3 separate regions of the Homo sapiens genome follow, and regions 1 and 2 are each linked to region 3. The links are chromatin loops, found by intact Hi-C in ENCODE. Cell type or tissue: Caco-2. All regions are shown on one strand. Links, peaks and the distances in the headings refer to the core of each region. The heading gives the core; the rest is flanking DNA. Region 1 holds the start of MIR5092 (microRNA 5092). Region 2 overlaps HEG1 (heart development protein with EGF like domains 1). Region 3 holds the start of DAGARR (differentiation and growth arrest related lncRNA).

The links. Hi-C counts contacts between places; a loop is a spot of excess contacts. Peaks named below come from ENCODE experiments on the same cell type or tissue, not always from the same donor. Only the 100,000 strongest peaks of a DNase experiment are listed, where the experiment ranks them.
Region 1: a loop joins it to region 3, with 6 times the contacts of the local background. A loop is called at or near these places in 67 of 110 quality-filtered maps.
Region 2: a loop joins it to region 3, with 6 times the contacts of the local background. A loop is called at or near these places in 49 of 110 quality-filtered maps.

What each region holds. Positions count from the first base shown.
Region 1 is chr3:125,145,386-125,155,736 of GRCh38, reverse strand. The region is part of intron 5 of SLC12A8 (solute carrier family 12 member 8); the gene reads left to right. It overlaps MIR5092 (microRNA 5092), which reads left to right and starts at 4,185; the gene lies at 4,185-4,272. RefSeq lists a silencer at 808-857 and enhancers at 1,093-1,594, 6,417-6,486, 6,507-6,696, 6,807-6,896, 8,027-8,086 and 1 more. In Caco-2, for the core only: a CTCF peak has its summit at 4,998 (motif pointing left); a DNase peak (open chromatin) is centred at 5,026.
Region 2 is chr3:124,995,465-125,005,815 of GRCh38, reverse strand. It overlaps HEG1 (heart development protein with EGF like domains 1), which reads left to right. Exons shown (of 17, transcript NM_020733.2): 9 at 448-551; 10 at 3,501-3,559; 11 at 3,804-3,964; 12 at 7,993-8,127. Among named protein-coding and RNA genes, the nearest start is that of HEG1, 55 kb to the left of the region's middle. RefSeq lists an enhancer at 3,286-4,485 and a silencer at 10,117-10,351. In Caco-2, for the core only: no CTCF peak of the experiment used is centred there; a DNase peak (open chromatin) is centred at 2,205.
Region 3 is chr3:125,058,761-125,069,111 of GRCh38, reverse strand. It overlaps DAGARR (differentiation and growth arrest related lncRNA), which reads right to left and starts at 7,701. Exons shown (of 2, transcript XR_007096044.1): 1 at 7,589-7,701; 2 at 5,039-7,241. In Caco-2, for the core only: no CTCF peak of the experiment used is centred there; a DNase peak (open chromatin) is centred at 5,791.

The sequences.
Region 1 (10,351 bases), core at 2,636-6,635, 87 kb before region 3:
CTGTGTCACCCAGGCTGGAGTGCAGTGGCGTGATCTTGGCTCACTGCAAGCTCCGCCTCCCAGGTTCATGCCATCCTCCTGTCTCAGCCTCCCGAGTAGCTGGGACTACAGCTACTTTTTTGTATTTTTAGTAGAGACAGGGTTTCACCGTGTTAGCCAGGATGGTCTCGATCTCCTGACCTTGTGATCCACCCGCCTCAGCCTTCCAAAGTGCTGGGATTACAGGCGTGAGCCACCGCGCCCGGCTCAAACTTATTTCTAATAAGCCATCAGAAAATTATGTCAGATGTCTACATCAATTCCTGCATCAGAATCTCACAGTGTCCTTATCAGACATTCTTTACCAAACAGCCTCGCCGAAATTAATACTTTTTGAAACACTGAGTATATTTCTGCTTGTAAGCAGAGAAGAAAGTAAGGTGGAATAATTTATTAAGATGAGAAAAAAGTCCTGGGTCAATTCACATTGCTGTACATTTCTTGAATTTAAGATTTGAAGGTGGTGCGGTGAGCAAGGGAAGTAACACAGTAGCTTCCACCCCGCCACCCACGGTTTCACTTTCCATGGTTTCCATTTCCCGTAGTCAACCACAGTCCGAAAATACTAAATGGAAAATACCAGAAACAAACAGTTCATACGTTTTAAATTGCCCGCCATTCTGAGTAGCATGATGAAATCTTGCACCGTCTCACCCGGGACATGAACCCTGCTTTGTCCAGTGTGGCCACACCGTACACACCGCCTGCCATCAGTCACTTAGTACCTGGCTTGGTTATCAGGTCAACTGTCAAGTAGCAGAGGGCTTGAGCTCGAGGCCAATAATAGCCAAGTGCTATGTCACGATGCCTGCATCATCCGCCTCACTTCTCGTCACGTAGGCGTTTTATCATCTTACATCATCACAAGAAGAAGGGTGCATACAGCATGGTAAGCTATTTTGAGAGAGAGACGTTCACATAACTTTTATTATAGTATATTGTTAGAGTTGTTCTATTTTATTATTAATTATTGTGGTTGATATCTTCTTGTGCCTAATTTATAAATTAAACTTTACCATAGGTATGCATATATAGGAAAAAACGTGGTGTATATAGGGTTAGGTACTATCCTTGGTTTCAGGCATCCCCTGGGGGTCATGGGATGTACCCCTAATGGATAAGGGAGGGGGGATACTGTAATAGCTAATGTTTATTGAGCATTCTGTTTGTGCCAGGTGCTATACTAAGCATTATACATCTCACTATATCCTATCTATGGAGTCCCTGTGTGTTATTGTCCCCATGATAAAGATGAGATAACTGATGTTCAGAGAGGTTAGATTGCCCAGCAGTTATCCAGCTGGTAAGCAATGGAGCCAGAATTTGAGCCCTGGCTTCTGACCTCAGGGTCCATGTCCTTAACCATCAAGCTCACATTGTTTCCAGCTGCTGGGGCCGCCTGCTCTTCACTGACTGAATTAGAAAACAAGCAGGACACATAAGTCCCATGTAGGGCATGGCATTGAAAATGCAGTTTGCGAAGCTGCTGACTAGTGAAGTGAAAGGGGACGGTAGTTAAAGTATTTTGCACTGGGAGACTTGAAGCCAGCATTCTCTCTACCACTGTCTGTGGGACCCTAGGCCAGCACCCCAATATCTGTGGGTCTTCAGTTTCCCCATAATAAAACTTGATTTTAAAATTCATCATCTGGCCGGGCATGGTGACTCATGCCTGCAGTCCCAGCACTTTGGGAGGCCAAGGTGGGTGGGTCACCTGAGGTCAGGAGTTCGAGACCAGCCTGGCCAACATGGTAAAACCCTGTCTCTACTAAAAATACAAAAATTAGCTGGGTGTGGTGTCACGCGCCTGTAACCCCAGCTAGTCCAGAGCTCAAGGCCAATAATAGCCAAGTGCTATGTCACGATGCCTGCGTCATCCGCCCCACATTGTCTCGTCACATAGGCATTTTATCATCTTACAGCATCACAAGATTCTCCTGGTGAGGCAGGAGAATCGCTTGAACCTGGGAGGTGGAGGTTGCAGTGAGCCAAGGTCACACCACTGCACTCCAGCCTGGATGAGACAGTGAGACTCCATCTCAAAAAATATATAAATAAATAAATAAATACATAAATTTCATTATCTCTTAGAAGTCAGTGGGCTGCCCAGCCAGGGGCAGAACTTAGTGCGACACTTGCCCAACTCCTCGTATTTGTCTTGTACTTCCCAGCATGGGAGATGTGTCCTAAATGAAGAAGCACAAGAACATGCTATTGAGAAGAGTCCCTCAATTGCGGCCATCCTTTGGTGTTTCTGAAAGTAACAAAACAAGGCATCAGATATAGCAGAAAGAAGCACTGGTGGTAGCTGAGAGAGTTTGATAGGCAGCTACAGAAAATCCCCATACCTTGGATGTTGATGGCACGCGGTGCTGAGTAGGAAATGCAGAGGTCATTGTTTTTCAGGCTGTAAAAACCTCAAGCACAGGAATCCCATATTATTGCCGTTTTATCCTGGCATCTTGGAAAGTACCGGGCACATGGTTGGCTCTCGGTTGCACTTTGCTGAGTGACTGACTGGGAAACACACCAGAGTGGATCAGCATCCAGTGAGGCAGATGGATGGACACAGTCCTAGGAAACGTAATCTGCGCAGCTTGTGAAAGTGTGATGAGAGTTGCAGGAGAATGGAGTTGATGGAACAGATTGTCAGAGCACTGTCTCCAAAGAAGAGGAGTGGCAGGGTGGACGGAGCGCCTGGCTGCACACACACCTGTTCCGCCTCCCTTTCTTTCTTCCTCCCATCCTCCCACCCTATAGGTAGTCATCAAAGCCTACGGGGTGCCAGGAGGTAGGCTTTGGGATACAGCGGAGAATAGGATAGCGATGGTCCCTGCCCTCATGAAACAGGGAATCCATGTCAGCAATATATGCTTTTCTGATTAATGCTATCAGAACACATGCTTCTTGTTAGCCGTGTGGCTGTGGGCAAGTCACCGAAACCCTTTGAGTTTGTCCATCTGTCTAATGGAAAGAAATACCCTCCTGGAAGAGTGTTTTTTAAAGGATTAGAAATAATATGTCCAAAGTAGTTATTTTTTCTTTGAGTTTGGGGGGAGGGGTGGTTCCTTCTCTCTCTCCCCCTGCCAACTGTTTTCTAGAAAATCAGCACTTACTGGATATTGTAGAGAATAATTTTGGGGTTTTATTATTTTGAAGACGGTTTCTTCTGTTAAACTTCTTCCTGCATCCTCTTGAACTGGCAGAAATAAAAATGCTAGACTTTTAAAGATATGACACTCTAGAATCCTGATTGCTAAAAATGAAAAGCATTCTAAAGTAAATAAAATAACAAATTCAAACAGTAAATCTGTAATGACCGAATGAGCACCATTTTAAACTCACACGTACCAGAGGTGATCGTGGTATGAGGAATGAGCATGGTACATTCTGAAGCTCCTGAAGTAATCAAGGGACTTCTGTTATGGCCTAAAGCAAACAAACAGCCACCATACAAACCTATATACATTTCTATTTCTTTTCCCTCAAATTTCTACTTGAAGCAAAAGGAAAGTCACTTCTTGCTTTCTCTGCCCCAGTAACTGTGGGTGGCAGCCAGTTTTTGGAGCAGTTCTGGAGCAATTACTCTGCAATCCCAAATTCCTAGTGTATGAACAAATCTGCTCAGACATTATCAGGGAAGAAATACTGGAACCTGGATTTTAGTCCTGGCTCTGCCACTTTCTCAATCCTTGACCTTGGGGAAATCACCTAAGCGTCAGTTTCCTCCTCTAGAAAATAGAGAATAATAATATCTGCCTCACAGATTATTTAGAGATTAAATGATGTAATAAAACGTATTTCCTCAATTCCAAGTCACCATCAATTTTAATTCACACCAAATTTTCAGGTGGAAAAAAGCCTTACATTAAGTCCTCATGTTGCTTGTAAGACATCCAAATTTCAGAAAATCAAAATGTTTTTAAAAAGTTATACTCAAAATGAGCAACTACTATAAATACGATTGCCTTGGCAAAGGAAGATTCTAAATAAACGTAAGACAGTCTTGTTATCGTGGTCATCCTCCCTGGGCGGAGGATCTGCAATCTGTGCCTGGGTTTCCCTGTCGCCACCACTCTGCTAAGCAGCCGGAAGCAGGGCTGCCCCTTCAGCATTTCTCTTGAGACCTACCGCACCCCCTCACAATCCCAGATCAGATGCCAAAGCCAGTGGGGACTGGACAACATGATGAGCCCAAACCAATCCACGCTGAGCTTGGCATCTGATTTGGGATTCTCCACCTTGCAGAGAATCGGAAAGTATCTCCACAATTTCTTTTGGACCGAGCTGTTCTTCCCTTTCCATGAGTTTCTTTTACACCTGACCTAGAGCCTCTCAACCATTTTTATGTCACTGCACAGCCAGAAAATGATAATATTTGTACAGCACTCCAGGGAAAAGGGAGGAACAGTTGGGCCAAGAGGCCAATGACTTCACCATCTGGAACCCATTCAGGGCATTCCAGCGTGGCCCACCTTCTCCAATTAGCCTCCTCAATGAAAAAGAAAGAGGGGGAGGAAGAGGAAGAGAAAAGAAGAAGAAAACCCTGGTAATGTTCACTGTTTTTTGCTTTAGAATTATAAGGGCACTTTAGTTTTTCGAAGCGTCTTTATGATAATGGTCTGGTATAGTGATCAAAATACCCTTGGGCTTGAAGTGCCATAAACAAACAAGTTGTGATACTTGCGTGTGTATCAGAATCCCTGAGGAAACTTGGTGTGTGTGTGTGAGCGCGTTTCCTAATAGCCTGAGGCCCGGGAATCTGGATTGTAAGAAGTGCTCCAGGTAGTTTTTTATCATGATTTTTAAGTCAGCTCTGGGAACTACTGTCTTCGAGGCCCTTGGAAGGTTTCTCCTGGCACTCTACCTTTCATGTTCTGCATTGCTCATTCTATTTTCCCCTGTAAAGGTAGCCTTTTTGATGCAGTAGTCCAAACCTCGTCTTGCGGTGCCCTTGTATATGTGCTCAGTCCTACCCCCTAGTGTACAAGAATCGCACTGCAAGGAGTAGATAATCAGCTGACCTGTGGGACCAGAAGCTCAGCCTCTCAGGCTTGCAATGTTCTCTGAGAACAGTGTGTCTCAGCGTTTGGTTTGGAGATTTCCTGTATCGGAATTATCTAGAAACTCATTAGAAAAACAGTCTGATCCATACTCTCAAATTTTGGACTAGTAATCTACATTTTAGGTAAGCATACTGGAAATTCTTATGTACATTCAGATTTGGAAACTACTACGTATATGGGATTTACTAATCCTATTGATCTGTAAAGGGTTAATTTGACTCACACATTGTTACCTGTCTTTGACAGGCCCCTTACTGCGAAATAACCATCCATGTACACAATGGACCCCTTGGAGTAACCAGCCTTGCTTCCAATATGACTGTTGGGGTAGTAACCAGGAGAAGGTGCTTAGGCCCTAAATTCTGTCACTGAAGCCAATGGTATGATTAAAGCTCAATGTGAAGACTTGAATACAACACATCCCACCCTCATTTTAGTTTCATCTGGCAATTGAGGTGTTTTTGCTTTGGCCATTATGGGTCTCCCAATCAGAGTGGAGCTTCTAGAATAAGTATTTTTAACATAGAGTCCTTGAGCCCCTGAAGTTGCATGCAAAATTGTATGTAAATAAGTGTATTTTTCTAGGACAGGGTTCAGAACTACTGCCAGATTCTCAAAGGCATTCTTGACCTGAAGGGGGAAAGATTAAGGATTAGAACAGAGGTACTTTTCAGGGTTAGAACAGTGAAGAATTATAAACAAAGGCTCATGTCCAGGTAAGGATTTCTGAGCCTCTGCAGACCAAGCCTGACCAATTGTCCAGCATTCCCCAAAATCCACCTGCTCTCCCTCCTCTTTTCTTTGTGCCTCATCCTTTCTTCCTTTATGCTTTTCTCTCTCTGTTTTTTCTCCCCAATCCTTTTGTCTCTCTTTTTCCCCTCTGCCCCCACTTTGCCATCTCCCCATCCCTCCTCACCTTCCATTTCTTCTCTTTCTCTCCCTTCCTGGCCTGAATAGGAAGCAAAGCATGTTCTTTGACTTGTTCTACCTGTTGAATATTTTCAATATTCCACTTATTTTATGTTGGTGGTTCTTGTTTGTAAAATTATGTGAGTTGCACATTTAATATTTCTCTGGCTAGATGAGAAACTAATGCTTTAGGCATCCTTGTTCCTTGATTGTTTGGATCCAGCCCTTGTTAGAAGGCTTTCTGTGGGCAGTGGTCCCCATCACCCCTGGCCAGCAGCAGGCATGCCTTAGGCCTCCCTCTTGTTCTGAGATTGATTCTGATGAAGAAAAACTGACTGACCAGAATCCCAGACCCCTGGCTCTGAGCCCCTACCCTGATCCCAAAACCCAGCTGTCTCTACTGGATTATTCTCATTTGCTGGCTTTGGCTTGGGGATCAGAGAAAGGAGCCATGGGCTGAAGAGGCCGTGGGACCTGGTCAAGTTTGCAGAAGGAAGTGCGAGCGAGCGCTGCCCAGCTTCGACCCCCGAGTCTGCTCCCACTCTGTGACTCTGTGAGCAGGAGGGATGGGCTGGCCCGACTCCCTGGCTGGGCGTTCCGGGTATGGATGCCTGCCACATGCAGTCACCAGCTGGGGAGGGCCCTTCCACACTTCTGAGCCTCGCCCGCCTCAGCCCTGAGCAGCTGGGAGTTCCGAGGAAGCGATGGGTGACCGCTGAGGGGTGGGCCGACACATCCTGCCTGTGCCCCCCCGCTGCTGGTTTGTGTTCCTCTCACTGCACGTGGCAGGTGTCCCCTGGCTGTGGGGAATTTGCAGATTACTCTCCATGTGACTGTAGAAGCGTCCCTGAAGGCACTTCTGGCTTCACCATTTTGGGGGTACCTCCTGGGGTAGGAGGCAGGATGGTGGGTCTGTATAAAGCACAAAGTGGGATATGTGCCCTCAAGTCACTCACATTTGGGTGGGGAGCAAGGCAGCCAGCTACAGACCCAGAGAACAAGGCAGGAAGTCCTGGGCTGACAGTGGGCATGCAGAGAGTGGGCTCTGTGGTGCGAGCAGCCTGTGAGTGCTGGCCGAGGGTTGGGGGTGGGAGTGAACCCAGAGGTGGAGCTGGCAGGAGAGTGCCGCCTCCTGAGGCTGGCAGGAGATGATGCCCCAAATTGCAAATTTGAAAGTTAAATAATATACAAAGGACCCACGTGGGCCCCCCACCCCACTCTTCTCCCCACTACCCTCACTCCAGGGCCCAGACAAGGCCAGTGCTAGAGCTTCCAGGCCTGCTCGCAATCCAACTTACATGTCCCTCTTGCCTGGATCTTCATGCTCCCTGGGGACTGAGGCATGCACCTTCATCTTCAGGGACGTGTTTTGAAGAAATATTGAGGCCTCTGCCACAGGGTTGACCTAACCCCAACACATAGGTGCCCACACCCCAGGCCAGCACTAGGCAATGGGGCAGCCTCTAGACATCTCCCTGGGGATTGCATTTGCCTTTAAATCTCTGGGCCCCATAGCGAGTTGGCAAGTGGCTGTCCTTGTTGGCCTAATGTGAAAGATTGCATCACATATACTACAGTTGTCAGAGACATGGCTTTGGAGTCAGACCTCCAGGTTCAAGCTCCAGCTCAGCTATAATTTGCTGCATAGAATTGGTCAAGGTAGTTAACCTCTCTGACCTGCTCTCTTTGTTTCTGAAAAGCAGGTAATAACGCCTGCCTCGCTAGGTTGCCAAAGCATAAAATAAGATAATGTTTATAAGAGGCCTAGTGTCATGCCTGGCACAAAGTAGGTGCTCAATAAATAATCATTGTCATTATCATTGCTTGTCCTGGAAGAGTAGGTCCCTGGAGGCCCTGGGTTATACTCTAAGGCAGTGCTTCAGGATCTGGGGATCTTGTTAAAATGAAGGTTCCAATGCCGCAGGTTGGGGACCATACTTTGCATAGCAAGGTAGTTTCCTGGGGCACCTCAATCACGTTCAGTCAGGAGCAGCAGCATCCTTTCTCCTCCTCTTGCTCTCCCCTCGTGCTCTCTGGGTTGATCAGTCATCAAAACACTTCCCAGGCTGTCCAGGCAGGATGTAGGGCAGGATGTATGGTCACTGGACTCATCCAGCACCCCAGTGACTGCAGCCACCTGCGGATGAGGAGGGGATCCGGAGGGAGGAGGGAACTTGTCTCTGACCTTGAGGATTCCTAATCTGACGGGGAGATGGTACAAACACACCTCACTCTCCATAAGCGCCTGCAGAAAAGGCACACAACGGCTTGCAAAGGAACACACAGAGGCACAGGAAGGGGCCACTTCTGGTTTTCTCCTCTCAGAGCTAGAAGGCTGAGAGCAGAGTGCCCCTGCCAGCCCCACAAAGGGAAGCGGAGTGCAGCCTGAAGCTGCAAGGTCAGGTGATATGGCAGTAGCCCAGGGCAGCCCGGGTTAAAGGCACACTCACTCAAGGCCGGCTCTCATTTAGTGGCACCGCAGGTTAAATGCTGCTCCCAGGCCTTGGGTCCCAGTGACCAGGAAAGTTTTGAAAATGAGAACATGTGTTGACCCTAGGACTAGGACAACAGCGCCCTTGATTTTGCGGAAGTCTTCCCTGGAAGTTGGGCGTGCTTGATATTGAGACGCTGCACTTTGTGTTTCTTGACGGCTTTGCTGCAAATTCTCACACACCTTGCCCTTGAGTAAAACCCCAAGGATTCCAGACGTCGGCAAACTCCCGAGCACAACGGTCCTTTCCACCTAAACCCCTGAGCACACAGTGATTTCTGCCTACATTGGTGACTGGTGGTCAGATGGCTTGCTGGGCAGCTTCCCCGCCCTGCTTCTCGTGGAGGAAGGGCCTCCCTGTGGTGGGAAGAGGTGTTCCCTGTGGCAACAAACAGAGACCTTGTCTCTACAAAAAATGTACAAACTTAGCTGGGCATGGTGGCGTCAGCCTGTAGTCCCAGCTAGTCGGGAGGCTGAAGTGGGAGGATCACTTGAGCCATGGGAGGTGGAGGCTGCAGTGAGCCGTGATCATGCCGCTGCACTCCGAGGGAGGCCACAACTAGTAGGCAGGGCCTGTGGCTCTGTCCTCACCTTCCACCATCCTTGGCCAGGAAGCCCCCTTTGTCCTCTATTCCCACATCTGTACGGCAGGGAGGAGCCCAGGCCTTAAGCAAGGATGCAGGGTGCCATCTCTGAGGATCCCTGGGGAGGGTGCTGTGGAAAGAAATGGCTTGAGGTTTTGTTTGATTGTTTGTTTGTTTGTTTTGTTTTGTTTTTTATTGTGGTAAAATATCCATAGCACACACTTTGCCATTTTAACCGTTTTTAACTGTACAATTCGGTGGCATTAGTTACATTCACACTGTTGTGCAATTATCCTAACCATTTGCGTCCAAAACTTTGTCATCACCCCAAACAGAAACTCCGCCCCCACTAACTTCTGTTCTATGATACTTTCTGCCTCTCTGAATTTGCCTATTCTAGATATTTCATAGGCAGTAGTTCCCCTTATCTACAGTTTTGTTTTCTGCAGTTGCAGCTATCCACGGTCAACAGTGGTCCAAAAATAGATAAAAATAGTATAGTACAATAAGGTATTTTGGGCCAGGCGCAGTGGCTCATGCCTATAATCTCAGCACTTTGGGAGGCTGAGGTGGGAGAATTGCTTCTGCTCAGGGGCTTGAGACCAGCCTGGGCAACAAAGTGAGACCCTGTCTCTACAAAAAATATAAAAAATTAGCTGAGCATGGTGGCGCCAGCCTGTTGTCTCAGCTAGTCAGGAGGCTGAAGTGGGAGGATCACTTGAGCCGTGGGAGGTGGAGGCTGCAGTGAGCCGTGATCGTGCCACTGCACTCCAGATGGGGTGACAGAGCAAGACCCAGTCTCAAAAAAGAAAGAAAGAAAAGAATAAAAAAGATATTTTGAGATGAGGGAGAGAGACCACATTCATAAAACTTTTATTATAATATAATTGTATTTTATTATGTCATTGTTGCTAGTCTCTTACTGAGCCTAATTTATAAGTTAAACTTGATCACAGGTATGTATATATAGGAAAAAACATAGTATATATAGGGTTTGGTATTATCTGCCATTTCAGGCCTCCACTGAGGGTTTTGGAAAGGATGCCCTGTGGATAAAGGGGAGCTACTGTAAGGGGAATTATACAACATTTGTCCTTTTGCATCTGGCTTCTTTCACTTAGCATGAGGTCTTCAAAGTTCATCTGTGTTGTAGCATGTATCAGAAATTCATTCCTTTTTATGGTGGAATAACATTCCATTGTATCGATATACCACATTTTGTTTATCCATTCATCTGTGGATGGACATTTGGGTTGTTTCCA
Region 2 (10,351 bases), core at 383-4,382, 60 kb after region 3:
CTCTGTCGAAAGCCTGATGAGGCCTGAGGAGCATTTTTAGTGTCTAACACATCTCCCTCCCTCCTCCTAGGATGACATTGTTTAGACCTGTTCATCTTTCTTCTTTGTAGCAGCTTTCTTGGGCATCTATTGTGCGGGAGGCCATCCTAGGGACATTGCTAAGGCTCCTCCTCTTAGCAGCCTTGCACATACAAAAAAGGCTCTTTGGAGTTTCTCTCTCTCTCAAAAGTTTGCTCAATCTAAGCCTTCAGCACAGTCCAGTAGATGCTCACTTTGCTAGAGAAAAATCTAGAAGAGGGAGAGGGAGTCTTCACCCATAAGGAGAAAGAAATGCAGAGATTGTCCTGTGAGGTGGAGTAAAGCCGGACACCCCAGAGATGTGCAAACACACAGCCTTGCATAGGTTCTTCTGTTGTGTAATCTAACAAGTTACATTTTCATTTTCAGTTAGAACCTTCGTGACAGAGTTTAAATTAAAGAGAACTTTTCTTAATACAACTGTGGAAAAACATTCAGACCTACAAGAAGTTGAAAATGAGATCACCAAAACGGTAAGTGTCCTGAATGGCATCTTTCTACTCGTCTTTTGTTTCCTAGAACAGATTTTATTCCAAGAGGGGACTGCCTAGCGGTCAGCTGTGTCTCCTGGGCTCTTCACTTTTGTTATATTTGGAAGGGAAACTTCTTGGTTAAAGAAAAAGCCTTTCAGAAATGGAAGTGAGGTATTTGTGCCCAGTAGAAGAGTTTCTTCAAATGTGTCCTCATGCACAGTCTTTATCTGCACCTTTGTGTTTCTTTTCCATGTGCAAACTCATAGTTACAGACATGCTGATGACAGGCATCAGCAGGAGCTGTTGGTGAGGAGGAAAGACCCAGAAAAATCTTACGGTCCCATCTGCTGTTAACAGGCTGTGTGACTTTCCTCTTGTATTTTGGAACTTAGGGAAATGATACTCTTTTTCCTCAAAGGAATGCCAAAGGTGCAGCAGTTAATCCTGATGTCCTAGGGTTTGAGAACTCACTGTATAGATGACCGAGGGGTCTTTGATTCTGCTTCTTTCCCTCTTTGCCCGCTTTTTATCAGAATTTTTTTTTTTTTAAAGAAAAATGCCATCCTGGGCAGCATGGCAAGACCCTGTCTCTACAAAAAAGACAAAAGTTAGCTAGGGTTGGTGGCGTGCACGTGTGGTCCCAGCTACTCAGGAGGCTGAGGTGGGAAGATTACATGAGCCCCAGAGGTTGAGGCTGTGGTGAGCCGTGATCGAACAACTGCACTCCAGCCTGGGTGACAGAGTGAGACCCTGTCTCAAAAACAAAAGAAACCCCCCAAAACAGAAACAACTAAAAAGGAAAATGGAGAGGAAGAAAGAAGACAGGAAAATGAAGCTCATATAATAAACTTTGCTTCTCAACTGCTATCTGAGTCAGAGATTTGACTCATCTATACAGTGAGTTCTTAAACTCTAGGTTCAGAAAATTGAAATTTGCCATTAAAAAACTTTAGAGATGAATTGATTTCCAATCTCAATGTTACTTGTTCTTTGTGGATAAGAGTTAGTATATTAGCTAGGAATTATACATTTCTACAGGACTTTGGACTTTATCTGTGTAAAATACGGATCTAGTTCTATTTCTCTATCTCCTGAGCATTCACTTCATGATAGGGACGATGTCAGATGGCGCACTCCTGTAACAGGCATTGCCAGCACATCTGCAGATAGAACCCCGGGAGGTCTGGAAGTGAATGACATTGCCTGAGTCCACGCAGAGCAGGTGCAAAGTTGGGGAACAGTCCACTAAACCACCATCACTACTGATACCAATTTCAAGTTCAGGCATCCCCAAGATCGCCCTCAGTTTCAATAATTCACTAGAGGAGTCACAGAGCTTACTAAAAGCGATTATATTAACAGCTACGGTTTATTACAGTGAAAGTCAACAGCTTAAAATCAGCCAAGGAAAGAGATGCACGGGGCAGAGAGTCCGGGAGAGTTCCAAAGGCAGAGCTTCCAGCTGTCGTCCCGCTGAGGAGTCATGCACAGTGTTAACTCCTCCTGGCAACAGTGTGTCCAGTATGCAGGGAGTACTGCCAACCACGGAAGCTCTCCAGAGCCTTGACTGGGGCTTTGTCATGTGGCTGACCTCAATCTCCAGCCCCTCTAGAGGTTGAGCTGATACCATGTTACCCAACCCCACCATAAATCACATTGTTGGACTCTCTGGCATGGCCCAGCACCCCCAGGTAAACAAAGAAGTTTTTATTAGACAGCACATTCCAAGGGCTTAGAGATGGCCTCCCAGGATCCAAGAGCAAAGGCCTGACTTCCCTGGGGCCAAGGTTAAATTCTTTACTACACAGCAGAATTTTATGTCTACTAATCCTATACTTGTCCCTTCGCCACAGCTGCCTGTTGGTCGTGCTGCAGGTGGATATCTCCTGCTAAGATAATACAGGGATTTAGAACCCTTTGCAGAAGTGCAGTCCTTTGCATTACGTGGCGCTCAGTGACTTATTTGACTTGCTATTTTTTGCCCAGTATCAATGTATAATTTACTGGTGATGTAACATACCTGTCCCCAAGAAAGAGTGAAGATTAATCCATCATTGGCTGAGGAAGCCACTCAAATGTTCTTTCCCGAGGTGTTCTGTTTACCAAACCTGGAAAAACAGGTTAATAATAAAACAACAATAATAAATCATTGCTATTAGGCTATACACTGATGTCATAGAAAGGGTTTGATAATGTCCCATGTTTGCCTCCATCTTCTGCAGAGTGGCATGTATCTGATACATGGGCCTTGAACACAGGTGGATCTGCACTGGGCCCAGTACTGAGACCCTCCACTCCGGGAAAGGAGTCTCGATAGCTCCTATTGTGCAGGGTAGCAGGGAAGCAGGCCTGATATTTCATGCTGTAGAGGGATTTTCTGCCGTCTCCAAGGGCACAAGGCAAACATAGGGAGAGTAGCTCTTAATTTGCTCTCAACAAAGGGGCTCTTGACCCACATAATGTAATTTCTCACGGAGAGCCTTTTTGAAGAAGACCTGTCTTTGAGTTAGGTCAACTCATTGTAGATTATGAGGCGTCTATGTAGGGCCTGTCAGACCTAGAGTAGCTGAAAGGAGCCTTTCCAGTGCAGCTCGTTCACTATGCAGAGTCCAAATAAACAGTTGCCTCTGAGTTGTTTGAAACCCTGGGCCTTAAAAGAGAGCTGCTTCTTTGAAGATGTTTTGCATCCAAGGGTGCTATTCTGAACATCATTTCCTGCCAAGATTTTCCCCACTGATTTACTCTCTGCCTCTTTCTCTTTGTACTCATGGAACAACAGAAAGGCATTTAAGAGGGGAACAAAAAAAGGACACCACTTCTGTGCAAAGCCGCGTGCTGATAACTTGATGGCTGGAAAATGCCTGTTTTATCCTGAAAATAGGAAACTGGTTCTAGGTCCAAGGCTTTTGTCTAACTCACTGTTAACGACAGGCTTGTTCTTCCTTTCAGTTAAATATGTGTTTTTCAGCGTTACCTAGTTACATCCGATCTACAGTTCACGCCTCTAGGTAAGTAACAGAATTATATTTGCTTGTGAACTAGTCTGTACAAAGGGGAGGCTGTTCTAACATGGGTGATAGCAACAAAACCGGGCTGTTTTCACCCAGCCATGGGGCAATCCAGGGCCAAGGTCACTGACCTTCATGCTCTCCCATCCCGTCACTGGTGAATGGCGATGACATTCATTTCCAAAAGCCTTGGGACCCACGTGTCATTTCAGGGCTGTTAAAAACCCACAAACTTTGCCTATAGGGAGTCCAACGCGGTGGTGATCTCACTGCAAACAACCTTTTCCCTGGCCTCCAATGTGACGCTATTTGACCTGGCTGATAGGATGCAGAAATGTGTCAACTCCTGCAAGTCCTCTGCTGAGGTCTGCCAGCTCTTGGGATCTCAGAGGCGGATCTTTAGAGGTAAGAGGGCAGCCCTCTGGGAGGATCCTACCCATATAGTTAGGCACAGACCTAAGATGGAAATGCAAGGCATCCAGGGCTCAGGCCCAGGAAAGGCCCTCACAGAGCCTATTTTTGGCATGGGTGTTAAGTCAAAGACCTTTGTGCACATGCATCTTCTTTTATGTGTGCATGCATGTACAAACATGCACACACACACCCAGAGTCCTGTACACAAGCCTTGAAGACACCTGGTCCTTGGCATGCAGCTCCTTCTGTTTATTTTATCCAGTGTTGATGTGGGAGGGGGAGGGGCATAGGAGCTGATGTGACAAAGCAGAAATCACTCTTTTTCCACTGAAAAGTTCCTGCTCTCTTTGGGGAAACAGAATGTACATGCTTGTCAATGACCCAAAAAAACCTTCATCTGGCCAGAGGCAGTGGCTCACACCTGTAATCCCAGTACTATGGGAGGCTGAGGTACCCTTAAGCCCAGGAGTTCGAGGCTGCAATGAGCTATGATTGCACCACTGCACCCCAGCCTGGGCCACAGAGTGAGACCCTGCCTCAAAAAACAGAATAAACAACCACCACCAAAACCTTCATCATGATACATTATTAGGTTAAAAAAAAAAAAAGCATGTGCAGTATTACCCATCCTTTGTGTTTGTTTGTTTGCACATTATAAATGCACAGAAACAAAACCAGAAGAATGGAGGCCAGAATGCCCACAGTGGCGCCATAAACAATTATTTTCCTTTTCTCATTCTTGCTTTGTCTGTTTTGTCAAAAGCTTCTATAGTGCCTCTGGTGTGAGGCAAATGAAGAAAGGGATTGGAGACAAGTTCAAAAGGGAAGTTTTGGTCTTAGAGGAGAAGTTTCACCTCCAGGACAGGAAAACTCAACTGGAATCTAAAGTACTTCTTTGCAAAGGGGGCTTGTCCCTGTTGCCACGTGCTACATGATCAAAGTTAGCTCATTTTACTACACAAGTAGGGCTGGCAAAGGATGGAGAATCTAGTCTAAACCACCCATCTGGCATCCAGACGCTGGACATGAGTAGAAGATATCAGGTTGTAACAGTCTGCTGGTAGATCCATGACATTGACATTCCCAGTGGGCCTGGGTTCCATAACTTCCAGTCAAGAGAGCTTTCTGGAGTGGGCCTGTATATTACAGAGCTTGGGAGCCAGATTGTTAGCCCTTCATTCTGGGATAAGAGCTGGAGCTTGGCCCATTTAAGGCTAGTTATTAATCTGAGAAAAAAAAAAAAAGCTAAACTTTCTGAAGTTGAAGTTACTATTGATGGGGGAGTGAGGTAGAAAGGTCATGCCCCATTATATCATGCTCGAAACTTTGAGACTCTATGGTTTTACTTTTTTGTTTCTCTTGACAAGGATTCAAGGGTACCAAGTTGTCCTCCCCAGTGAGGTAGGAAAGTCACCTTTCAGTTCACTAAATATTTATGGAATACATTCTATGTGATCAACATTGCACCAGGTTACTTTTTGTTTCCCATAAATGCATTCAAATCAAGTGCCTTGCAAATCAAGTGCCAGCCATTTGGATTTGAAAGAGCCTGCTCATGGCAGCCCTACCCACCCTCTGACTCCCATTCTTCCGACTGCTTGTATATGGTTTATGGGAAAGTACCTCTCACCCTTGCTGCCTTGCTGAAGTTCCTATTTACTTCTCCTTTCAGAGCCCGTGAGAACAAAGACAGCTATGCATATTAGCTGAAAAAAACAGGCTTGTTTCCCTGTTTTTCCTCCCAGGTCTTCTCCAGGTTTTGCCAAGACCAGCCTGGTCTCATGCTAACCTTTCTGAGTACTAGAGAGGTGGCCTTGACAGCTTCTGACATCTGGGTGTTTCCAGCATAAGGGCAGTGCTGGGCTACTCTGGACACTGCCATTGGAAAGGAGGGTTTTCTGTCTTCACTTCATAAAATATCCACTTCCTTGCCTTTCAAAGAACTGCAGCTCTTGTCATCTCCAGAGGTTTAGTCTTTGGAAATCCCCCATGGAATGTCTCAGCTTTAGATTTACTTAGAGTCTCATTGTCTGTTTTGGCGGATGTTATGCCCAGGAAAGACCATGGGAATTGTGAATGTAGCAAAATCACATTGCCAGGCTTTATATGAAAATGGGATTCTACGTGGTCCTATTGGATGAATTTATGGTAGAATATTCTTTGAGAATTTGTAGGGTAGCAACTCCTCCACTGCAGAGGCAGGGCCTGTGTCCCATGCTTTTGCATGGATCTGCTTCTGTGCAGGGCACAGTTGCTCCAGCAGAGTGATTTGCCAGCAGGCTGGATTAATGGGCAGGGTGGAAGGAAAACGTGACATTGGCTTCCAGAAAATATCTAATCAGGCCAGGCAACTCTGGCTGGCTGCTGGACAAGGCAAGTGTCAGCCTGGACAGGTTTCTGCCCTGGAGGAATTTCTTTATATTAAGGCTTGAGGACTGGCAAAGCCTTCAAAGAGTTGAGATGAGGGATTGTGGAAGTTCATTACCTCCCTGGTGCCAGCTTTGCAGTGTTTGCCTGGTGAGATTTTCCATTTTTAATTTTTCTCCCTTAAATACAAACTTTTTACAATAAACAAAGGAAATTCTGTCACACACACAAATGTGGTTCTGATTGAGCACGCTAGCTTCCACTGATAAAGGCAGGAAATTCAGCTTTGAGAACTAGAGTTGTGTCCTAAGCTTACCTCGTGTGACCAGGCTGTCTACCGGTCCTGAGTTCTCAGGACTCACAAAAGGGGGCAGATTTCAGGAACCCCATGTGGGGTGGCAGCTCATGTCACCAAAACCTGCCTGGGCAGGGGCAGTTTTGCAGCATTAAAAGGGGTACCTGGCTTCTGAATAGGTTGGCTTCCTCCTTTGGGTGGGAAATGGGAGACCATGCCTGGAAAATTGGCAGCCATTCCTCCCTGCACAATAGATACATGGCCCTTCCCCTTGCATCTTTCTTCCCATTCTGAACTTGAGCTTGCCCCCCAATAACAACAGCAAATATCTAGCTTGCCTTGCCCTGCACATGGGTGTAAATAAGGTACTATCCACTATCCAGTTGGTTTCCTATTTTTGTTCTGTTCTCTGTGTACCCCATATACACAGGAGGCCTATGCACCCTCATTGTGTCTGCTGTACACAACTTCACAGAGGGCCATATGCCCCACAGGAAATGCTTTCTGATAATAATGAAATGATTCTTTGTCATCCATGAGATGAATAAGGCCCTAAAGTAAACAAGGTAGCAAGCCTGAAAGATGGGCTCCTTCTCTGCCTGCCTCTGTTTCTCTCTGCCTGGTCAGTGACAGGCGGCCATGTGTACCAACCAGTCCCTGTGCCAGGCACTGAAGACCCAGAGATGAAGAAGCCTCAAGAACCCATCAGTGGAGTGGGGGAAACTGCCTGATAAGCAGAATTACACTACAGCCCGGGGCAAGCAGATTGTCTTTCAGATCTCTCCTCATCACCAGTCTCTTGTAGGCAGCACGCTGTCAGGACAGCAAGCCACCTTGCCACAGGGAGTGGTTCTAGGTCCCTTTTTAGGCCATGCAGACACACAGAGCTGAGATGTACTTCCACTTGAAACAGGTCTGGCCTGCACTCCTGTTCTTAGTCCAAGTCTCGGCTTCCTAAGAACTCAGCCGTATTTTCTGGTTGTGCTGATCCTTCCTCCGCAGTCCTTTGGAAGACACGGGGCCATTAAGGGCTGTATTTGCAGTGAGCACCAGAGGAGTGAACAGGGCCTGTTTATTCCAATTTCGTTTCTCAGTGGGTCCGTGGCACGCTGTGAGGGTGTTTTCAACGGGGAACACTGGTGCACAGCCTGCGGCTGATCAGAGAAGGAGTGGCAGAAGGCAGTACAGATGGACTCCTGAGAGGAGTGTTGCTCTGTGGAGACTTTTCGGAAAACTGTTCTCAGCCTCTTGAAATAGAGAGTTCATGCAGACACATGAGCTTTGAAGTGGAGGAGATTTTAAGGTTTGAAGTGGAGAAGGTTTTGTTTTGTTTCACTGTCTTGTTTTTCCATTCCAGCGGGCAGCTTGTGCAAGCGGAAGAGTCCCGAATGTGACAAAGACACCTCCATCTGCACTGACCTGGACGGCGTTGCCCTGTGCCAGTGCAAGTCGGGATACTTTCAGTTCAACAAGATGGACCACTCCTGCCGAGGTAGCCACAGCTTCGCCTGGGGTTCTGTGCCCAGTCCTGGGACTCTGCCTGGTGCTCTGTTTCTCTTTCTTGCTCTCTCTCTGTCTTTGCTTAGGCGTGACCATTCTAAACTGAGGGTAACTGGTTCTTGTTATTTTGCTCGTGGCAGGATTGAATACATTATCTCCTTGGAATAATAGCATTATCTTTGACTGGTGCATGCTGGTCTGGCCAATTAAATTCAAAGGAAGACAGAATGGAATGCCTGTGGTAGCAGTGCCTTTTCTTTTTTTTTCCATTTAAAGGAAGTTAGAAAAATTATTGTTTTAATTCCCAAAGCTTTATCTGTTGTCTGCTAATCTTTTAAAGTGGAAGTACAAGCGTGGGGTCAGGCTTATATCTTTCAGAGGCAGCTGAGGCCAGAGTCAGAGCCCGACTCTGCCTCACTGATCATGTATCACCTTGGGCAAGTCACTTTGTTTCTCTGAGCCTCGGTTTCCTCTCCTGAGAAATGGGTATGGTGATCCTCTATTGGATATTTATTCTAAGAGTTAAGGAAGGCAGTGGATATAGAGGCCCTTTGTAAGCTGTCAGCATCTGCTCTTGTATTTGGTCCAGGTTGTTGTTGAATTAATGAGTTCTGGTTTTAAAGGTCTCATGAAGTGCTTGAGAGCAGAAATCTAATTCTACTAACCTTTAAGGTGAGGCTTAAATTCATTTAGTTTCAGGGAAAAACTGCTCAAAGAATGTAGTCCAAGAATACTGCTTTAAAATAAAATTAATTCAGGTCCAAGAGCACCACGCACCCTGACTTATAAAAGGCTGCTGCAACTTGCAATCACCAGAAAAACTAACGATATAAAGGCCATCATGGATGGCCAGTTTTCCTACTCAGTCAACACCTTGCTGGTGACAGATGTCAATGGATGTTACTGGAATCTGAATAAAAATCACATACTGGGGCGAGGCGACATGCCACTTTTCTCCATCAGGACTTCCCATGAGAGGACTTGTTCATCACAGATAAAAATATATTTCAGGGCAGCACTCTTATCCTGAGCTTCAGACCCTCTGACTTTGTTAGGTTTGGATACAAAGTTCTTCTCAAGTGCGCATCATCAGCTCTCCAGGTGGGACCTGTGATGGGTTTTGAAGGGGAGGGCCAACTCTCTGTGTTGGGCCTAGGTCCTGATGTGTGACTAGGACACAGCATGTCTCAGTGCCGTGCCAGACTGCCACATTGCTACAAAGAGATGATGCTTCCTCATGCCATCTTATCTGCTTTAATGCAAAGTGTTCCTTGCACCTCTTAGAAATGGGGAGTTGAGCCGGGCGTGGTGACTCACGCCTATAATTTCAGCACTTTGGGAGGCCGAGGCGGGCAGATCACCTGAGATCGGGAGTTGGAGACCAGCCTGACCAACACAGAGAAACCCCGTCTCTACTAAAAATACAAAATTAGCTGGGTGTGATGACGCATGCCTGTAATCCCAGCTACTCGGGAAGCTGAGGCAGGAGAATCGCTTGAACCCGGGGAGTGGAGGTTGCAGTGAGCCGAAATCACACCATTGCACCACTGCAGCCTGGGCAACATCTGTCTCAAAAAAAAAAAAGAAAACAAATGAGGAGTTGAGCCCATCTTCACATGGGAAGGGGACTGGGCTAACATCCATGTGTGTTGGGGCGCTGTGCTGCTGACAGGGGATGACACAAGGTGGGCAGAGGTATGGGCATGGTGCTGTGGTGTTCCCTGTGAACAGTGTCTCAACAATGGCCCTATCACCTTTGCTTCTGGCTGGCCTGCGCCACTTCCTCTGTTTCCAAGTCAGCAATTTTGTAATTGTTTCAGTTACAGGCTAGCATTAACAATAGCTGTGAAAGATTTACCGAGTGTGCTGACACAGGCACCAGCAACCTTATGTTGACCAAGTGAGGACCCAAGAAGCAGCATAAGGAAACCTTGATTCACTTTTGGGCTTGTTGCTGAGACCCCGTGAAGCCCTTTCTCAGCAGTATTTGCACCATCAGGCCTCTGAGGAGTGGATTCCGGGCTTCTTGGGCCACAGCCCTTTAGGCTGGGTTCTGATGGGTTAGCAGTGACATCTTCTGGCCATCAGTGCTGGAGCACTGACACCTCAAATCAAGGCTCAATATAAATAGAGGATAGAGGAGTGTGTGTTTTCTAAATCACTGCAGTTCAAGCTATACATTAGCAAGTCTCTATGTTCTCTGCAGCGTGTGCGTG
Region 3 (10,351 bases), core at 3,419-7,418:
TTTACCTCCCACCCCAGTGCCCAACTCCTCCCTTCTTTCCAGTCTCACCTCTCTGCCTGCTAGGGCTCCAAGCCCTGCCTAGACAACAGTCCAGAGAAGAGCTGATCCATGATCAGGGACCCCAGGCAGGGCTTGGAGCCCTAGGAACAGCTAGGGTCTTGCAATTCATAGTCAATCCTTAAAATTAAGTAAGAAAATCTTTATTGACCTTATGCTAGCCACCTACATTCATTATCTCATTTGATTCTCAGAACAATGCAATGATGTAGGTACTCTTTTTCCCCATTTTATAGAAGAGGAAAACTGAGGCTCAGGATAAGTAAATAAGTAATTTACTGAAAGTCCCATAGCTAGGAAGTGACAGAGTCAGATTTGAACTCAGATCATTCACTGGTCACTGTTCATGGGACCCATGGAAGCCAGCACAGTCCTTGTCTTCTCTAAGTCCCCAAGTGCTCCTCCCCATCCTGCCCTTCACCCCTCTTGCCCCACTGTCTAGAACAGGTGTTTGCAAACTACAGCCCCATGGGCCAAATCAAACCCATGGCCTGCTTTTGTTTTAATTGAGGTGAAACTCACATAACATAAAATTAACGATTGTAATCACTGCCTGTTTTTGAAACGAAAGCTTTATTGGAACACAGCACACCCACTCACGCATTGTCGGTGGCTGCTTTTACACTGCAGCAGCAGAGTTCTACAGCTGTTGTGACAGGCACCATAGGGCCCACAAAGCCTAAACTATTTACTATCTGGCCCTTTACAGAAAATGTTTCCTGAGCCCTGCTTTAGATGATTTTGATCTATTCTCTTTAGACAGGACCTGGGCCCTGGGGAACATTTTCTCAGACATCTCTACCTCTATTAAGAAATGCCTGCCCTAGTCAGGCGTGGTGGCTCACACCTGTAATCACAGCACTTTGGGAGGCCGAAGCAGGCGGATCACTTGAGGCCAGGAGTTCGAGACCAGCCTGGCCAACATGTCAAAACCCCATCTCTATTAAAAATCCAAAAATTAGCCAGACTTGGTGGTGCGTTGGTAATCCCAGCTACTTGGGTGGCTGAGGCACGAGAATTGCTGGAGCCCAGAAGGCGGAGGTTGCAGTGAGCCAGATCACACTGCTGCACTCCAGCCTGGGCAACAGAGTGAGGCCCCGTCTCCAAAAAAAAAAAAAAAAAAAAAAAGACATGCCTGTCCTCTCTAAAGGCAAACTCTTCCCCTCTGTTGGACGCCATGCTCCTGTGCCTTACGGACCATCTCCTCAGCGACTCCTGTTTCCCCCTCCTTTCTCCGGTCTCTACCCACACACGGGCCAGTCCTGGCAAATACGCTGGTACCTGATCTGCCAGGTGCCACCCCTGTTCTTTCCTTCTCCTGCGGAGTGCCTGGTGTATATAGTTTGTATCTGGATATTCCACTTTCTCTCCTTATATTTTCCCCCTTCACCTTCTACAATCCGGCTTCTGTCCTTCTGCTAGCCTTTTGGACACATCTCCGTGTGGATGTCTTGGAGTTAAACAAAATTTAAGTCATCTACCCAGCGTCCTCAGTCTTTGCTATTCCTGTGTTATCTATCCTGTTGCCTCAAATTAGTCACTGTGGAGCCATCTTCACCTCTCCCTCTTTCTTTATCTCTGTTCTGTTACCAAATTCCATTGCCTTTTAAGGAGATCTCTCTTGGGTTTCTCCCTTCCTCATTCCCACTGTCAATTCCTTGGTCCAGCCCATCATCACCTTACATCTGAATCACTACTGTGGCTTCTAACTGGTCTACCTTCCTCTCTCTTTTCTGACCTGTCCCCTCTGTCTCATTGTTCAAATACTGAGAGCTCAGATAAAATCCAGGCCCTTGGCGTTTACCTTCCCCATTCTTTCCAGCCTCCTGTCCGCCTCTCCCAATATTCCCTGAGCACACCTGGTCCCCACAGGACTCAGCACCCGTGTAGTACTCTGTCTTTCATGTATAATGTTCTCCTCTGTTTTCTTTGCTTGGGAAACTCCTAAACATCTCTCAGGACAGAGTTCTAATATCTCTAAGAATGCTTTCTCTAGCAACTCTCAATGTCCTTAGAGCACTTGGTTCATACTTATGTGAAATAACTTCCCTTACATTACACATATTTATGGATCCATTTTTTCTCCTAATCTGTTGGCTGGACAAGGGCAGGCACTACATACATCTTCTTCATCTTTGGATAGCCAGAGTAGGTGCTCACTAAATGTTTCTTCTAAACGTTTTATTTTAGATTCAGGGAGCACATGTGCCGGTTTGTTACATAGGTATATTATGTGATGCTGAGGTTTGGGCTTCTTGGGATCTCATTGCCCAACTAGTGAGCATAGTACCTGAGAGGTAGTTTTTCAACCCTGGCCCTCTCCCTTCAATAAATATTTCTTGAGTGACCCTTTGATCATGTCCCTCTACTGCTGAAAGCCTACACTGAGTCTCTATCTCCTAGTGCAGTAAGTTTCAGTTTCAGGTGTGGCCGCACATTAGACCCACTTGGGAAGCCTTGGAAGAACACTGATGTCCGGGCCCCACAGCCATCGATTGTGATGGAGTAGGGGGGTTCCAGGCACTGGCATTTTGTGAAAGCTCCCCTGGCATGGGTGATGTCCAGCCAGGGCTGAGAATCACCGGTTTCATGTAGTTTTCAAGGCTCTCATTCATTTCCCCGTCTCCCCAGGAGGCTCTCAGGAGCTCTTGCCTCAGAACCCCTCTCACATGTTGCTCATCCTCAGAGCCCCCTCGCACTGTAGACCCTTCCTCACTCATATCACTCTCCGTCATTCAGGCTATACTTCCCCCCTCACCCAGGTGGGAGTGCCCCAAGGGCAGGGAGCCTGTAGCTTTGTATCCCCAGAGCACTGAGGACAGGGCTGCCAGTGTGGTGGGTGCTCACAAAGAATCTGTGGGCTGGCTGCTCGAGGTCTCCCCTTGTAGAAACCATCCGGGTGAGGCCTGAGGAAACAACACATTTCACGGCATGAGCCTCAGGACACAAGGTTTGTTTTGGGTGGATGGGGAGGAAGAACTTGGGTGGGAGGGTGCCCTGCCTATCTTCACCAGTGTGTGGACTCCAACAGCCCGCATAAACTAACAGATGATCCATGCTGGCGGAGAGTGAAGAGTCTTAGATTGGCTCTGATGGTCAGCAGACATGGAGTCCTGTCTCCTGCCCACTCTCGTCAGATCCTTGCTATATGAGGTTGGGCAGTGTAAGGTAGAGGATGGGGCACTGGCTGGTGTCTGAAGACAGGTCCAGACCTGGCCTTCTGTGCATCCTCTGTGCATCCTCTGTGGGTTTTTCCTCTGTGGGTTTTTCCTCTGTGCATCCTCGGTGCATCCTCGGTGGGGTTTTCTGTTGCTCATCTAGACCAGGAGCCCCCAACTAATGCGAGCCACCTGGAAGGGGAAAAACATGGCACAGGCCACATGTTCCCACTTGCTCATGTGAAATATAGACCTTTGGAGATTGGACATTTTGAGACATTTCTCTTTTGTGGCCCACAGTGGATCAGGGATTCGGGAGCTCTCATGTCTAATGAAAGTCAAAAGTTCAAAATTTTAAAACAGATAAGAGCATCACATTGTTGCTGTTAATTTTTTCTTTAATAAGAGAAATAAATACATTATTATTATTATTTAACAGGGTCTTGCTGTGTTGCCCAGGCTGGAGTGCAGTTGCATGATCATGGCTCACTGTAACCTTGAACTCTTGGACTCAAGCGATCCTGCCTCAGCCTCCAAAGTAGCTGAGACTACAGGTGCATGCCACCATGCCTGACTAATTTTTATTTCATTTTAGTTTTGTAGAGACAGGGTCTCACTATGTTTCCCAGGCTAGTCTTGAACTCCCGGGCTCTAGCAATCCTCTTGCTTAAGCCTCCCAAAGCATTAGGATTATAGGCATGAGTCACCACACCTGGTCATTATTTTTTGCATGACACCTTAAAAATTTTTTTCCTCATATCCATCATCTCATTTGATTGTTACAGTTACCCTGTGAGGTAGTAATGCCTACCAATGACAGGCATTACCGTTCATATTTTACAGATAAGAAAACTGAGACTCACTGAGGTTAACTGATTGGCCTAAAGTTGTAGAACTAGAGAATAGAGAAGCCAGAAGGAAGACTCGTGTTCTGTCTCGTACTCCAGAGCCCTTTTATGAAAACATCCCACTTGGCCATCCCCATCTTTCCAAATGGAAATAGTTTTCTTTGTTCTTTCCTGATTATAACAGTAATACATGCCATCAAAAGACACATACATGAATTTTAACAGCAGCCTATTTGTAACAGCTGCAAATGGAAACTACCCTAATACCTATTAACAACTGAAGAGAAATTGCGGGATAGCCCCACAATGGCCACCACCTCACAAAGACAATGAAGAGTCCATGCCTACATGCAACAAAGAGCGTGAAGTCCTGAACAGTAGAAGCTAGACACAAACTAATCCATATGACTGCATTTCACTTCCATAACATACAAAACCAGGGATTTGGTCTTTTATCAAAGACAGGAGTCCATGCTGAGAGAAGTGAGGGCAGTGGTGACGCATGTGGGGGAGAATATTGAAAGGCAACATAAGCAAGTTTTAGTCCAAGATGTGGCTACACAAGTGTGTTCAGTGAGTGAGATTCTTGGAGCTCTGCATGGCATTTCATGGGCACTTTTTCACGGGCATTGATATGGTTTGGCTTTGTCCCCACCCAAATCTCTTCTTGAATGGTAGCTCTCATAATCCCCATGTGTCATGGGAGGGACCTGGTGGGAGGTAATTGAATCATGGGGGTGGGTTTTTCCATGCTGTTCTCATGATAGTGAGTAAGTCTCACGAGAGCTGATGGTTTTATAAAGGGCAGTTCGCCTGCACACACTCTCTTGCCTGCGGCCATGTAAGATGTGACTTTGCTTCTCCTTTGCCTTCTGCCATGAATGTGAGGCCTCCCTAGCCATGTGGAACGGTGAGTTCATTAAACCTCTTTTTCTTTATAAATTACCCAGTCTCATGAACTTCTTCACAGCAGGATGAAAATGGACTAATATAGGCATCGTATTTTAATAAACAGTTTTAAAGAATTACACATACTCTTATAAGAAATTCAGACAACACTAAAGAATACAAACATTTTTCAATCAATTTTAGAACTAAACACCAGAGAATGTGAAAGTCTATTCCACCAACCTAAGAAAAATGTATCTAGTTCTGTATCAACAGTCACTTAAGGAGAAGAAACAGAAGAGGGAAGGAGAAAAAAATGGGGATGAATTGATTGGAAGTAAGGCAGACTGATGGAGAGGTAGAGGAGTGGCTAGGCTGGGAAGCACTTGGTGACACAAAGGGAGACTTGAAGAATAGAGACTGAGAGACCCAGAAACAGACTCAAGAAGAGATACCTGCGAACAGAGAGTGACAGCAGAAAAGCCAACAGAATGAGGGCCCAGGGGGCTGGAGAGGAAGAAGAACACATCCAGACTCACAGAGGGAGTGAGGTAGAGAGGCGTGTGGATATTGCACCCGACTGTCAACCTGGACTGTGTGGGGAGAGGAAATCATTGCTGCTTTTTGAAAGTCAGGGGAGCTTTGCAGTCATGTGGAAACACTGCATTTCCAGTGACTCCATCAGAGCCTGGCGCTTGGGACATGTTCAGCAAATATTTGTTGAGTGAGTGACTGATGAACAGATGATTGAAAACTCAGGTCCCTCTGCCCACAATGGGAGCTCCACCTCTAGACTTTCTGCTCCTTCCCTGGGGCCCTGGACACTCTGCCCAATGTTGTGGCATCCCAGGAATTTCCCTGCTTGCTGTGGGGAGGATGTTTCACACTGGAAGGTTTTGCAAAATAGGACTGCTTTATCAGAATCCTGTTGCACCGGAGAATGTTCCTGGCTCATTGATGTTTACAGTGTGTAACCACTTTTATCAAAGGAATGTTGTTTGGAATGGAATGGTCCTCTCAGATGGGCAGACAAGAAACGGAAGGTCATTTGAGGACCTGCCCCAAGCTGTGTTAAGTTGGAGCTCCGGGTTGCTGTGTATGATGTTTGGGAGCCTGGCCAGCCCATGAGCAACCCTTCCTCCCTGGAGGAGGTTCCAGCCAGTTTTCAGAGGAATTGCAGTGTTTACATTCTCACCTTGGACCTGCAAGGCAAACACCCCCGGAGCTCAGCACTGGTGGGTGGAGAAGCAGCAAGGGCTCCCTATGCCCGGGGTCCAGCAAAGAGGTCAATGCAGCCTGGACAAAATGACACTGGTCCTGACATTCCAGAAAGGAGAGAATAAGGCTTCTTCTGGGGGGTTAAAAATAGGGAGATGGGTTTATTCCTTTCGTTCTTTGGTGAAAATCCCAATGCACCTGCTTCTTGGAGCTCTGAACAAAATAGTGCAGATGTAGCCCATGTGCCATGGAGGGCTGGAATTCTGCTCTTCTGTGACATCTCTGGTGCTGTGGGGCCAGCTCTGCAGCTCCTGTCTTCAAGAGTTCTTCATGTACCTTGGGGCAGAGAAAGGGACTGAATGGGAGGCAGAGATGGAGGCTGAGGCAGGAAGGGAGGAAGAGTCAAGAGAGGTCACAAGGTTCTGTTCTTGTGGGAGGGAAACCTGCCCTGCAGCAGGAGAGGGCTGGGGTGCCCCAGCTCTGCCCAAGGATGCCGGTCAGCAGAGAGGAGCAAGTGGGAGAGCAGCTGATGCCGCAGCATACTCTCACTATTGGTTTATCTTCACCAGTCCCCATGGGCCCGTGACAGCGCTGGGCATGCTCGGACATTTCTCTCCCTCTCTACAACCATTTCTAAATGTCTTAATGATAATGGATAGAATTATGTCTCCCCAAAAGATATGTTCAAGCCCTAACTTCTGGTATCTGTGAATGTGACCTTATTTGAAAATAGCGTCTTTGCAGATGTGAATAAAATAAGATCAGACTGGATTATAAGGGGTCCTAAATCCAGTAACAGCGTCTTTCTAAGAAGACCATGTGAAGACAGACACACACAGTGGGAAGAAGACCACATGATGATTGAGGCAGGGGCTACAAGCCAAGGAACAGCAAGCATTGCCAACCACCGCCAAAGCTAGGAAGAGGCAAGGAAGAGCTCTCTCCTGGAGCCTTCAGAGGGAGCATGGTTCCGCTGACATCTTGATTTCAGAATTCCAGCCTCCACAACAGTGACAGGATACATTTCTGTTGTTTTAGGCCACCCAGTTTGTGGGACTTTGTTACAGCAGCTCTAGGAAAAGAATACATTGGTGTTTCTCAAAATTTCAAATCCCTCAGGCCCGCCCCTACATTCCCTCCACTCACAGCAAGTAGCCTCTCTTACAAGTCAAGTCCCCTACTTTACCAAGAAAACTGAAGTCCCCAGAGGGAAGTCCAGGCCCTGCAGTGCCCCACGCTCTCCTCTTTTCCTCCTCCCAGGCCAGTCTGTCCACCTGGGCTACGGAGTCCATCCCCTCCTGCTTCTCAGAAACCTTATCCCATCACCTTTGACTTTCTCCCTCCCACACAGACCATTTTCACGTCCAAATGTTCCCCCTAAAAACAAGAACTCCCCTCTACTCATTCCCCTGTACTTACTGTCCCAGCTCACTCTCCCCCTTCAGAGCCAAACTCTCTTGAAAAGTTATCTCCACCAGCTCGGCTTCCTCAGCTCTCGCTCCTCCCACTGTTCTCCATGTGGATTCTGCTCTGAACACTCCTCTGAAGTCACTTTTGTTATGATCACCAGTGACTTCTATGTTGCTAAAACGAATGGCTATTTTCAGTCTTCACCTCACTTGACCTTTCGGCAGGATTGCACACTGTGAGCCAGGATCTCCTTCCCTTTGCTGGGGTGATGTAACCTTCTCCTGGGTTTTCTCCTATCTCTCAGTGGCTCCTTTCCAGTCTTTTTTCTGGCTCAGCCTCCTCTCCCAGCCATTTCATGTTGTGTCCCCCAGGACTCATTTTCAGCCTGTCTTCTCTGACTATGATACTCTCTTCCCTACTTAATTCCATCCCCTTGTACTCCAAACCTTAAACTTGGACCTCTCCCTTCAGTTCCAAGTCTGCAGATTCAAATAGTTCTTGTCCACCGTTCCCTCTCCTTGTGAATGGTACCACCATCCATCCAACCCATGCAAACCAGAAACCTGAGAAACCTTGCCACTCTCTCTCTCTCCCTCATCCTCCATGTCCATCAACATGTCTGGTGGATTTTACCTACTGCAATCTCTCACATCCATATTCTCCTCTGAATTCACTTCTATTACTCTTATCCAAGAATTATCACTTCCCACCTGGACTCCAAGAGTCCGGGCATGAGTTCTTGTTTCTTTCTAAATTATTCCTCTTATTATAGTTAGAATGATGATTTCCAATCCCAAATCATGTCACCCCTCGCCCCTTAACTCCTCCTCCTCCTCCTCCACCTTCACTGTACTCTACCTTCTCTACTTAACACTTTATAATGACTTCCTTAAACTCTTAAAATAAATAAAAAATCCTTAAAATGAGCTGTTAGGTCTCCCTGATTTAGTTCCTATCAAAGTCTCCAGGCTTACCTCCTTCCATGCTCTTCCTCACTCTCTACCTCAGCCACAATGGCTCTCTTCCAGTCCTTTCCATGCATCCCACTTCCTCCTGCCTCAGGTGCTTTGCATATACTCTCCCCACTCTGCTTCGCCTGGTTAACAGCCTACACAGCTTTCGGATCAGGGCTCAATTTCATGTCCACAGGGAAACCCAGCACACCCTCCTGAGTGCTCTCCTTCGAGCACTTACACATGACAAGTTTACATTTATACTCTTAATTACTGTCTGTCTCCTCCAAACCCTTAAGCTCTACGATGTCACAGACTTGCCCAGCACTCAGCACAGTGCTGGGCACAGTGTAGTCACTCAGTAAATATTTGTTGAATGACTAAATAAAAGAAAGTCTTATGTTGGATTTTGAGGATATAAAGATGAATAAAGCACAGAGCATCCCAGAAAGCACCTTGTAGATTGAGAGTGGGAGGGGACAAGCAGATGAGAGGATGAGTAAACAGACTCAGGGTTTAATAGGGTGATGAGCAGATAACAGAGAAGCCGGCCAGATGCCCCAGTGGAGACAGTGATCTGTGGGCCCAGCCTACCTGTCCCTAGGTGAAACTCAATCCAGGGGTCTATTAACTGATCTGTCAGCCCTCAGGGACCCGTAGTCACCAGAGTCCTGAGTGTCCGTAGGATATTACTGCTGTGCATCTGGCACTGCATCCCAGCCATGGCAATGCCAACCCACGTGAAATCCTGCACAGGCACCATCCTCAGGAACTGGGCACACCGTGGGGCCAGGTTAGAATGCAGTGTTATAAAAGGCTCTGGCTACAATAAGGGCATCATGCAGAGCACTTTAGTCAGAAGAGTTCCTGGTGCCTTCTGGTCAGTGATCTCATCATATCCTCAGGACAACCCCAAGAGGCAGCAGAGGGAAATGATTTTTCTCCCCGCTAGGCAGCTAAGGAGACAGATCAATAGAGATCACCTGACTTGGCCAAGAAATGAGAATCGCTTTGGAACAGAACTTAGAGAGAACCCAAGGTCCTCTCTGTCAAGTCTACCAGTCAGACCAATCAGCAGAGGAGGCCTCCTCAAGCTGCAGGTCTGCTGTGGCAGGAACCTGCACAGTTTGTTCACTTTGGTGTGGAAGGACATTTCATGGCCCCTTCACACCACTGAATGTTAGATTAGATGGGCCTTGAGAGATCATTTGATTCAACACCCTCATAAAGAAGGAAACTGAGACCAAAAGATGAATCTTTTTACTCTCCCTTTCTTTCCCTGCCCTACTGATATCTAGAGGTAGGGCAGAGATGGTTAGCGGTCTACCCAAATCCCTTCTCCCCTTCTTTGCCTGTATGGTTAGACTACATTTCCCAGCCCCCTGTGCAGTTGGGTGAGCCATGTGACCATGCTCTCTCCAGTGGAATGTAAGAGGAGATGAGGCACTTCCAGACCGGGCCCACCAAAACCTCCTCTGCTCACACCACCACATTCTTTTCACCTCTGGCTGACTGGGATGCCAATTCCCAGAGCAACTTTGGAAGCCATACTAGAGTATGGCAGAACCACCATAACGTGGATGCATAATGTGGATTCTTGTTCCTTTAACAGCCTTAGACACTGATGTTCAGCTCAATGGACAGCTTCTTCACACAGCCTACTGAGCTGAACATCGGTGTCTAAGGCTGTTAAGGTAACAAGAATGAAACACATGGTGCTAAGCTGCTGCATCTGGGTGGCCTATTTGTTACTATAGCCTAGCCTAGTCTGATTAACACAAGTAGAGGCAGGAAACCCCTGGCGAAAGCTCTGACTACA